Regions from separate parts of the Homo sapiens genome. Here regions 1 and 3 are each linked to region 2. A link is a contact called in ENCODE Hi-C or POLR2A ChIA-PET data. All regions are on one chromosome and are shown on one strand. The core of a region is the stretch at or near the end of the contact, and the rest is flanking DNA. Distances in the headings are between cores, read along the strand shown.

What was found. Hi-C counts contacts between places; a loop is a spot of excess contacts on that map. ChIA-PET counts read pairs that join two places held with the same protein, here RNA polymerase II (POLR2A). Pooled maps may share reads with other maps.
Region 1: a pooled map shows a loop between it and region 2 (3-fold over the local background). The contact joins the promoter of TNS2 here to the promoter of KRT8 in region 2. A Hi-C loop is called at or near these places in 2 of 50 pooled maps. POLR2A ChIA-PET finds 5 or more read pairs at or near these places in 6 of 52 experiments (A673, HCT116, HEK293 and 3 more).
Region 3: a pooled map shows a loop between it and region 2 (4-fold over the local background). The contact joins the promoter of SPRYD3 here to the promoter of KRT8 in region 2. A Hi-C loop is called at or near these places in 1 of 50 pooled maps. POLR2A ChIA-PET finds 5 or more read pairs at or near these places in 3 of 52 experiments (HepG2, PC-3 and activated CD4-positive, alpha-beta T cell).

The regions. Positions count from the first base shown.
Region 1 is chr12:53,048,787-53,051,486 of GRCh38, reverse strand. It overlaps TNS2 (tensin 2), which reads right to left and starts at 1,422. Exons shown (of 29, transcript NM_170754.4): 1 at 1,227-1,422. The coding sequence starts at 1,301. All of the region lies in intron 2 of TNS2-AS1 (TNS2 antisense RNA 1), which reads left to right. RefSeq lists an enhancer at 2,418-2,700.
Region 2 is chr12:52,903,791-52,906,507 of GRCh38, reverse strand. It overlaps KRT8 (keratin 8), which reads left to right and starts at 1,432. Exons shown (of 8, transcript NM_002273.4): 1 at 1,432-1,850. The coding sequence starts at 1,527. RefSeq lists a silencer at 2,492-2,661.
Region 3 is chr12:53,078,070-53,080,769 of GRCh38, reverse strand. It overlaps SPRYD3 (SPRY domain containing 3), which reads left to right and starts at 1,380. Exons shown (of 11, transcript NM_032840.3): 1 at 1,380-1,459. The coding sequence starts at 1,437. RefSeq lists a silencer at 1,400-1,679.

The DNA of each region.
Region 1 (2,700 bases), core at 173-2,672, 140 kb before region 2:
TGTGTGCAGAGTGAGCAGGGAGGTTCCAAACATATGTGTTGTATGTCAGTCCTGCAGCACCAGACTGAGCCGGCAGGAGTGGCCTCAGCCAGTCCTGCTCCTTTAGCTCCTGCTGTCCCCACGCTCCAGGCAGCTGACATGCCCTCCTCCCCCACGGTCAGAACAACATGTTTACTCATTGTGCACTGAGGCAGCAGACAGCAATTGTGTAATGGGGGTGGTCATGCTGGAGGGAAACAGATAGAAGCCTGTCACTGGGGAGAGATGTTTAGCTGGCTTTGGATGCTGTGAGTTCTCCCCCGACCCCCTGCACCCTGGCACTTGGGATTCACGCATTGAATGAGAAAGGAGTGGACCAGATTCCCTGTTCAGCCCCTCCTGACCCAGAGATGCAGTGAGGCAGGAGCCTGGGATGCCCCCTTATGGCCCAGGCCTATCTCAGTCCCTTCCCCTCCCACTGTGGGTTCTCTCCTCCCATCCTCTGTCTGGGGACAGCTTGTCTCCTTGCCATCTCTCTGTTTTACCCATATTCCCCCTCCTCTGGAGTTCAGACTCCTGCTGTCCTCCTCCCGGGGACCCATCACAGTAGTATCTCAGGTTGTCCTGAGCTGCTGCTTTTGGGGCAAGGCTGGGAAGTTGGGAAAGGGAGTGATGGGGATGTGGGCAGCACCTCTGGTTTCTTGACTGTCCCTGCAACTCTTCTGGGCTGGATCAACTTTGTGGGACCCACTAAGACACTTGGGAGCATGTTGGCATTAGCAGCAGATATGGATGTTGTCAGTGGAAAGCAAACCTCCAGTTCCAAAGCACTCCTGACTCCCTCTCCTCTCTCTTTTTCCACCCTGCCACCCCATTTCCCTCAAACTTCCCTGGGCCAGGGAAGGGGCCTGATGATCTCTGAGCCTGCTGGAGGATACCTGGATAGCGCATGGCAAAGTCCTGCAGTGAGGCACCTGGGGCTTATGTTGGGGGGCCAGGACCTCCTGGGGTTGGCCCAGGCTAGAGCAGGGAAGGTGAGAGGAGCCAAAACAGACAGCAGGACCTACTCTAACCCAAACATCCCCTCACACTACAGCCCTGGCCACTCCGGAGGGGATGCTGGGCCAGGGAAGAAGGCTGAGGAAGCTGAAATTGGGAAGAAGGCCTGGCCTGATTCCTGGTCCCCTCCCCCACTGCCCGCACCTCCACCCCTGCCCCTCTTTTGCCCAGCTGGTGGGCACTCCTACCCTGCTTGCGGCCCGGCTGCTGTCCCTCCTCCCCAGGGCTCTGAGCAGCCTCTCCACAGGGCCGCTGGACTTCATGGTGTTCGGCTGGCTGGGGTGCTGGCCCCAGGGCCTGAACAATGCTGGGGCCTGGCCCGGGGCTTCCTGGAAGCGGCCTGGCGGAGGCAGCCGCTTCCCCTGGGCGGAGGGTAGGCTGTCTGGCTGGTGTGAGGAGAAGCCCGGCCCTGGAAGTGGAGGGAAGTGCAGGCGGGAAGGGGGCAGGTCGCTGCTCCAGGAAGTGGAGGGGGGAGGATGTGGGGGAGGCCAGGAGATCAGATTCCCAGGATCTACCCTGCTGGGAGTGTCAGCCTGTGATCTTTTGCTCCCCCTACTCCCCCAACTCTGGAGTTGTCCCACACCTGGGACACCACACTCTCCAGGGATCTGCAGGGATCCATGGTCTTGAGATTCTGCCCCCACCCCCGGTGGGGCCGGGTGAGAATTCTGGTCTCGGGGCAGGGCTAAAGGGCAAGTGGGGAACAGTGTGTCCCAGCCAGGCTCCAGCCTGAACTCTCAAGCTCTCGAGGGACTTCCGCTGGGGAGGGAGTGGAGCTGGGAACTACTACCAGCAGGCAGGCCCAGGATCCCGAGTGTGTCCTGAGAGTCAGGTAAAAATGGGACTGGGGGCCCCCTTCCTGTCTCAGTTTCACTCGTTATGAAGTAGGAAAAGGAAAGCATGCACCGCCCACCTTTACCCTCAATACACCTTGCAAGGCCAAGTTCCAGCCACAAGACTGCTTTGCTCAGGTTTGGGGAGTAATCCATTCTCCTGCCACAGCCTAAGGCATATGAGGCCCTTCTCCTGAAAGCCCCCAGGTTTCTGCTCCTGACACAGTGCCCCCCACTCACCCATTCCCTGGCTTTGTTTCAGACATGATCTCACAGATCCCTAGCCCTCTTTCCAGCCCTGCAACTTGGGCTCTCTACCCAAGGGCTGCACCCTCCCCCCGCGGCAACCCCGAAGCCTGAGTACTACCTTCATGGCTCTCCTGGGTCTGCTCTCCTTCCTCAGCAGCTGTCCCAGGGCCTGAGGACTGGACAGGAGGTCCCCCCTCCCAACACATACTCCACCCCCATCCATGGGCCTCCGGCCTCCCTCCTGGGAACATGGCCAACTTCCCGTCCTGGGAGTCAAGGGAGGGAGGTGGATGGGGCCTTGAAAAAGGGGGAGTAATCTTCCTAAAAGCTAAGGGGTTAATGGCCTGGGAGTCTTCAGCCCCAAGCTGTGGACAGCAGCCCCTGGGACAGGCTATAGCTGTCACTTGAAAGAATGTGCAAATGTGCCCCTCTCATTTGCATGGTATTTATTGAATGTCCCAGTACTCAGGCAACTCCCCCAGCCCTGGCTTCTCCCACGGAGTCCCTTCTACTTGCTTCCTGCTCCTTCATATCCACCAGGATGGGTTCCCTGGGATGAAGAATCCTGCATTCTCTGGGG
Region 2 (2,717 bases), core at 183-2,682:
CCCAACCTGCCCTCCTGACTCACTTTGATAATGGGAGACAGGTGCAGGGACTCTTCCTCTATTTCCTCTGGCCCGTTGGGAGCCTGGGTAAAGCAGGAGGGTCCAGGTAGCACCACGAGTGCCACACCACTCCACTGTACCCCCTGCCGTCCTGTCTCACTTCCCATGATTCACTCACTGGGAGCAATGGGAGTGACTCCCGCAAAGAGCAAGAACTATGAAGTCCCTGACATAGCTCCCATCTCCTCTTGCCCCCCCCAACCCCTGCGTTCTCTGCCTTCTAGCCCTGTTCATCATTCTCTAGGCCCTTCAGTGAGGCCTACAGTGTTCACCTGGCCCAGGGGATCCTAGGATCTTGGAAGGAGAGGAAGCCCCTGGGTTATGTTCAGGAAAAGTGCTGTGTTGGATCTCGCTCTTTTTTTTCTTTGAGATGGAATCTCGCTCTGTCGCCCAGGCTGGAGTGCAGTGGCACGATCTCAGCTCACTGCAACCTCTGCCTCCCGGGTTCAAGTGATTCTCCTGCCTCAGCCTCCTGAGTAGCTGGGATTACACCATGGCCAGCTAATTTTTGTATTTTTAGTAGAGATGGGGTTTCACCATGTTGGTCAGGCTTGTCTTGAACTCCTGACCTCGTGATCCGCCTACCTCAGCCTCCCAAAGTGCTGGGATTACAGGCGTGAGCCACCGTGCCTGGCCTTGGATCTCTTTTTATCTTGCACCTTCAGATGTAGAGGGACGACAGCCACTGTGTGTGTATGTGTATGTGTGTGTGTGTGTGTGTGTGTGCGCGTGTGATGTTTATTCACTCATTTATTTATTCATTCATTCATTCCACAAATATCTACCCAGACCCTCTTGGCACTGCACCAGGTGCTAGGGGTAGAACAGTAACCTGGAAAGATGAGGCAAATGGTTGATTTCAGATTCAAGGCTTTGGACTCCAGCTGTTCTGTCATCCAGCTCAGGCAGGCCCTCATAATCGCTTCAATCAGGGAGAACACAGGAGAGTTTCTCTGGGGTGTCGGCAGCTCAGAGGAGACCCAAATACTAGGAGACCCCTTTTTCCCATGCTTCCCAGTCCTCCAGTTTATTTCCCCCAGGAGGGAGGGAGACAAGACCCAGGAGTCAGGGTTGTAGTGGCTGGGCGGCCCAGGCAAGTCTGCTTGTTACAGGCACTTGTGCCAGGACAGGATTTCTTCCAGTTTCATATTCACTGAACTGCCTTTTCCTGGGTTTCTGGGGGTGGTGCTGGAGTGGGCTCCAGGGTTGGAACGGGCCCTTGGGTGGCGGCAGCTCTCTGCTGCCCCCACCTGAGTCCTGCCCGGAGGTGGCAGGTGACGGGTTAGGCCCAGCCCCCTCTGGGCCTAGCCACTCAGGTACGAGGCCTTTCCCCCCCATCCCCCGGGGCTGGGATCTCTTTTATAAAAGGCCATTCCTGAGAGCTCTCCTCACCAAGAAGCAGCTTCTCCGCTCCTTCTAGGATCTCCGCCTGGTTCGGCCCGCCTGCCTCCACTCCTGCCTCTACCATGTCCATCAGGGTGACCCAGAAGTCCTACAAGGTGTCCACCTCTGGCCCCCGGGCCTTCAGCAGCCGCTCCTACACGAGTGGGCCCGGTTCCCGCATCAGCTCCTCGAGCTTCTCCCGAGTGGGCAGCAGCAACTTTCGCGGTGGCCTGGGCGGCGGCTATGGTGGGGCCAGCGGCATGGGAGGCATCACCGCAGTTACGGTCAACCAGAGCCTGCTGAGCCCCCTTGTCCTGGAGGTGGACCCCAACATCCAGGCCGTGCGCACCCAGGAGAAGGAGCAGATCAAGACCCTCAACAACAAGTTTGCCTCCTTCATAGACAAGGTGAGGGTCCCCCCTGCGTGGCTGACTGTGCCCGCAGCCCCTTTCTCCTGGTAGTCCCGGTCCCTATGCACATCTCCAGCCCCCAGCTGGCGTCCTGCTGGGCCTCACCCGCCCTGGCGACACTCTCCCTTCCATCCTCCGACTCACCCCTCCCGTGCACCTTGGTTTGGGCTGGGTGAGGGTGGGGAGAGGGTCTGGACAGCCGGGATGAATCCTGGGGCTTCCTTCTTCCCTTTTAAACTGGAGGGTCTTGGAAGAGAGAGACAACTTAAGGGTACAGCCTAGTTCCCACCACCCCTCTCTACAAATCCCGTTCTTCCTCAGGTCATTCTGTCCCCAAATTATAAAAAATAATAGCGGTTATTGTTCTCACCCCAACCCGAGTTCTGACCGTCTTTTAAGCTATCGCCCTGCGGCAGTCCCAGCTGTTCGGGGACTACCCTCCTCCAGGTTCGCCTCTTCGCCAGCACTACCCCAAGGGCTCCCCAGTGGTGCCTTTGTGATTTTTTTTCTTTCTTTTCTTTTTTTTACATAGGGGTTTGGTGTGATTCTAGCATTCTAGGAGAAGGAAGTGGGTGTCTCGGTTCAAACGGGCAAATATTGATTGAGGCCTTTGGCGCCCGGAGGCCTGAGTGCGGGGGTCACAGAATGAGTCATACCCCGGCCCCTGCGCCGGCAGCGTGGGCGGGGCCGAGGGCGGGGTGAGGGGCTGCGGGCAGCAGTCTCGGGACGCTCTCCTCCACCTGGCGGAGCTCGGCGTCGGGGGCGGTGTGGGTGGGGTGGGGTGGGGTGGGGTGGGCTGGGGTGGGGTGGAGGAGGCGCCAGGGCCTGGCCTCGGAAAGCCCATGCAGGATTCAAAGTCTGCGG
Region 3 (2,700 bases), core at 131-2,630, 170 kb before region 2:
AGTCACACAGAATTGGGGCTCTAATCCGGGTTTCTCTGTTTCCCATCTCATCTATTCCTATCACCCATTGCCGTTATGCCGAGTGGGCACTATTCACGGTATGCGAGCTGATGGCTTTCCTGGCACTCAACACGTTAGAGTACCTAGTGTGATAAGAATAGAATAGTCTGGGGTCTGAAGGAGCTCACAGTCTAGCAGAGACGGGTCTACACACACAAGTAACTCCAATAACGAAAGCAAGACGGTAATAAGTGTTATAAATGGCGGGGGGCGGTGGCTCACGCCTGTAATCCCAACACTTTGGGAGGCCGAGGTGGGCGGATCAAGAGGTCAGGAGATCGAGACCATCCTGGCTAACACGGTGAAACCCCGTCTCTACCAAAAATACAAAAAAAATTAGCTTGGCGTGGTGGCGGGCGCCTGTAGTCCCAGCTACTTGGGAGGCTGAGGCAGGAGAATGGCGTGAACCCAGGAGGCAGAGCTTGCAGTGAGCCGAGATCGCGCCACTGCACTCCAGCCTGGGCGACAGAGTGAGACTCCGTCTCAAAAAAAAAAGTATTATAAATGAGGTGCTACAGAGGAGAGGAATCTTTTCCGTCCAGAAGAGAGAGATATGGTGATGGGAAGGGAGCAAGGAAGTCCTCATCTAGGAGTCCAACCCCCCAGAATGGCAGGTAGGCACTCCCTAGTAGGTGTTCAATAAATATTCGTGTCTTCGTCCCTTCACATTCTAACCCCAGTCTAACTTTCCTTCAGCCTACCAAAGCCCTGTGTTCCTCCACAGAATGCCGCTTCGTGCCACTGTGCCTTCTGCATCCCCAGTTCTCTCCTCCTGGAATGGAATGTTCTTGCCAATAATGAGCGAGCGGTGCCATGAAACAGAGCTCGGGAGGGTACACAGCATAACAGTTAAGCGCGCAGGCTATCGAGGCCAGCCTTCGGCCCATCCGTAAAAAGGAGATAAGATTTATTTCATAAGGCTGCACCGTGGATTAAATGGACATTCCGGTAAAGCTTTTATTTCAGTCCAGCGCGGAAGGAGGGCTCAAGTAATACTCGCAACGTTTGTGCGAGCGTGGCCACCTTCTCCGCCCGTCCCGTCTCCCCGGCGCCGCTCAAGAGCCGCCCCCTGTCCGCCTCAGCGGCGCCCAGGCACCCAGCAGCGTCCGCGCTGCCACGTCGCCTTCGCTCACCCCAGCAACAGCCGGGTTGACCAGACCGGGGCCCTGAGCTGGGTACCCAGGGCACCGGGCCGCGCCCCACACCCTGCCTGCGCCTTCCGATTGGCTCCTGCAGGTGCCCGTCGTCAGAGGCCGTTGCTGATTGGCTTAGATGGGGGACGGGGCGGGCCTCTAGGAGTGAAGGAAAGGCGGGGACCCGGATGTGTGTGGTGGCGGCGGCCGAAGAGCTTGTGTGCGGAGCTGAGAGGCCTATGGATGAGGAGGACGCGGCGGCCCCGGTAGGCGGGGATCGGGGGCGGGGTCCCGGAGGCCTCGTATCTCCCCGGAGCCTGAAGCGGAAGGCGGGGGTCCTGGGCGGGGGCTCTGGGGCCAGGGGCGGGGCCCTGCGCTCTGGTCACTGGGCTTCTTCTGTTGCTGCACCCTCGGCCCAGTGCAGGGCCTGGGGAGACTGGGCGTAGGCACACGGATGGGCTGGGGCCCGGCTGCTCCCGGGTCTCATCTCAGTGATCAGGCCGTGCCCGGGGAGGAGACAGGGCCCAGTAGGGCCGCCACTCGCCGGTGCCAAGACTGTGGGGTCTGCGCAACCAGCATCTACCTGGGGTTGAGTCCTGGCTGAGTGCCCGGGAGTGGAATCTTAGGGCTGTCTGTCCCACAGGTGCCTACTCTTCTGGGCCACGTGGTGGGTTGTAGCTACTGCATAAGAGTCGTAATTTGCGTATTGGGATCAAATTCAGCCCAGCCAAGGCTTACTAAGCACCTACCGTGTGCAAGGCAATGTCAGGCCTCAAGAAAACCCCTGTCCCAGTGTTTAGGGAATGGGAAGAGAAGAGTACTTCACCTCTTTCTCACTTTTGGCTCCCAGGAAAAATCATTCATTCATTTATATGTAGGGACTGATGGTTGTTTAAATACCTGGATCATCCCACCCCCATCCATCGGCGCTGCTACCGACTTAGTGGATGTCATTTCTCATGTGAACTGCTGCAACAACGTCTGAATTGTTTGCCCACATCTGTTCTTGATCCTCTTGTGATCAGTTCTCCAACCAGCAGCTGGAATGATCTTTAGGAACTGATTAAGATCGTGGCTTTTTTTTTTTTTTTTGAGATGGAGTTTCTGTCACCCAGGCTGGAGTGCAGTGGGACGATCTCGGCTCACTGCAAACTCCACCTCCCAGGTTCAAGCAATTCTCTTGCCTCAGCCTCCTGAGTAGCTGGGATTACAGGTGCGCACCACCACGCCTGGCTAATTTGTTTGTATTTTTAGTAGAGATGGGGTTTCACCATGTTGGTCAGGCTGGTCTTCAACTTCTGACCTTGTGATCCTCCCACTTCGGCCTCCCAAAGTGCTGGGATCACAGACGTGAGCCACCAGGCCCAGGATCATGGCATTTTTTTTTCTTTTTTTTTTGAGACAGGGTCTTGCTCTGTCAGCCAGGCTGGAATGTAGTGGCACAATCAGAACTGACTGCAGCCTTGACCTGCCAGACTCAAGCCATCTTCAGTCTCCTTAGTAGCTG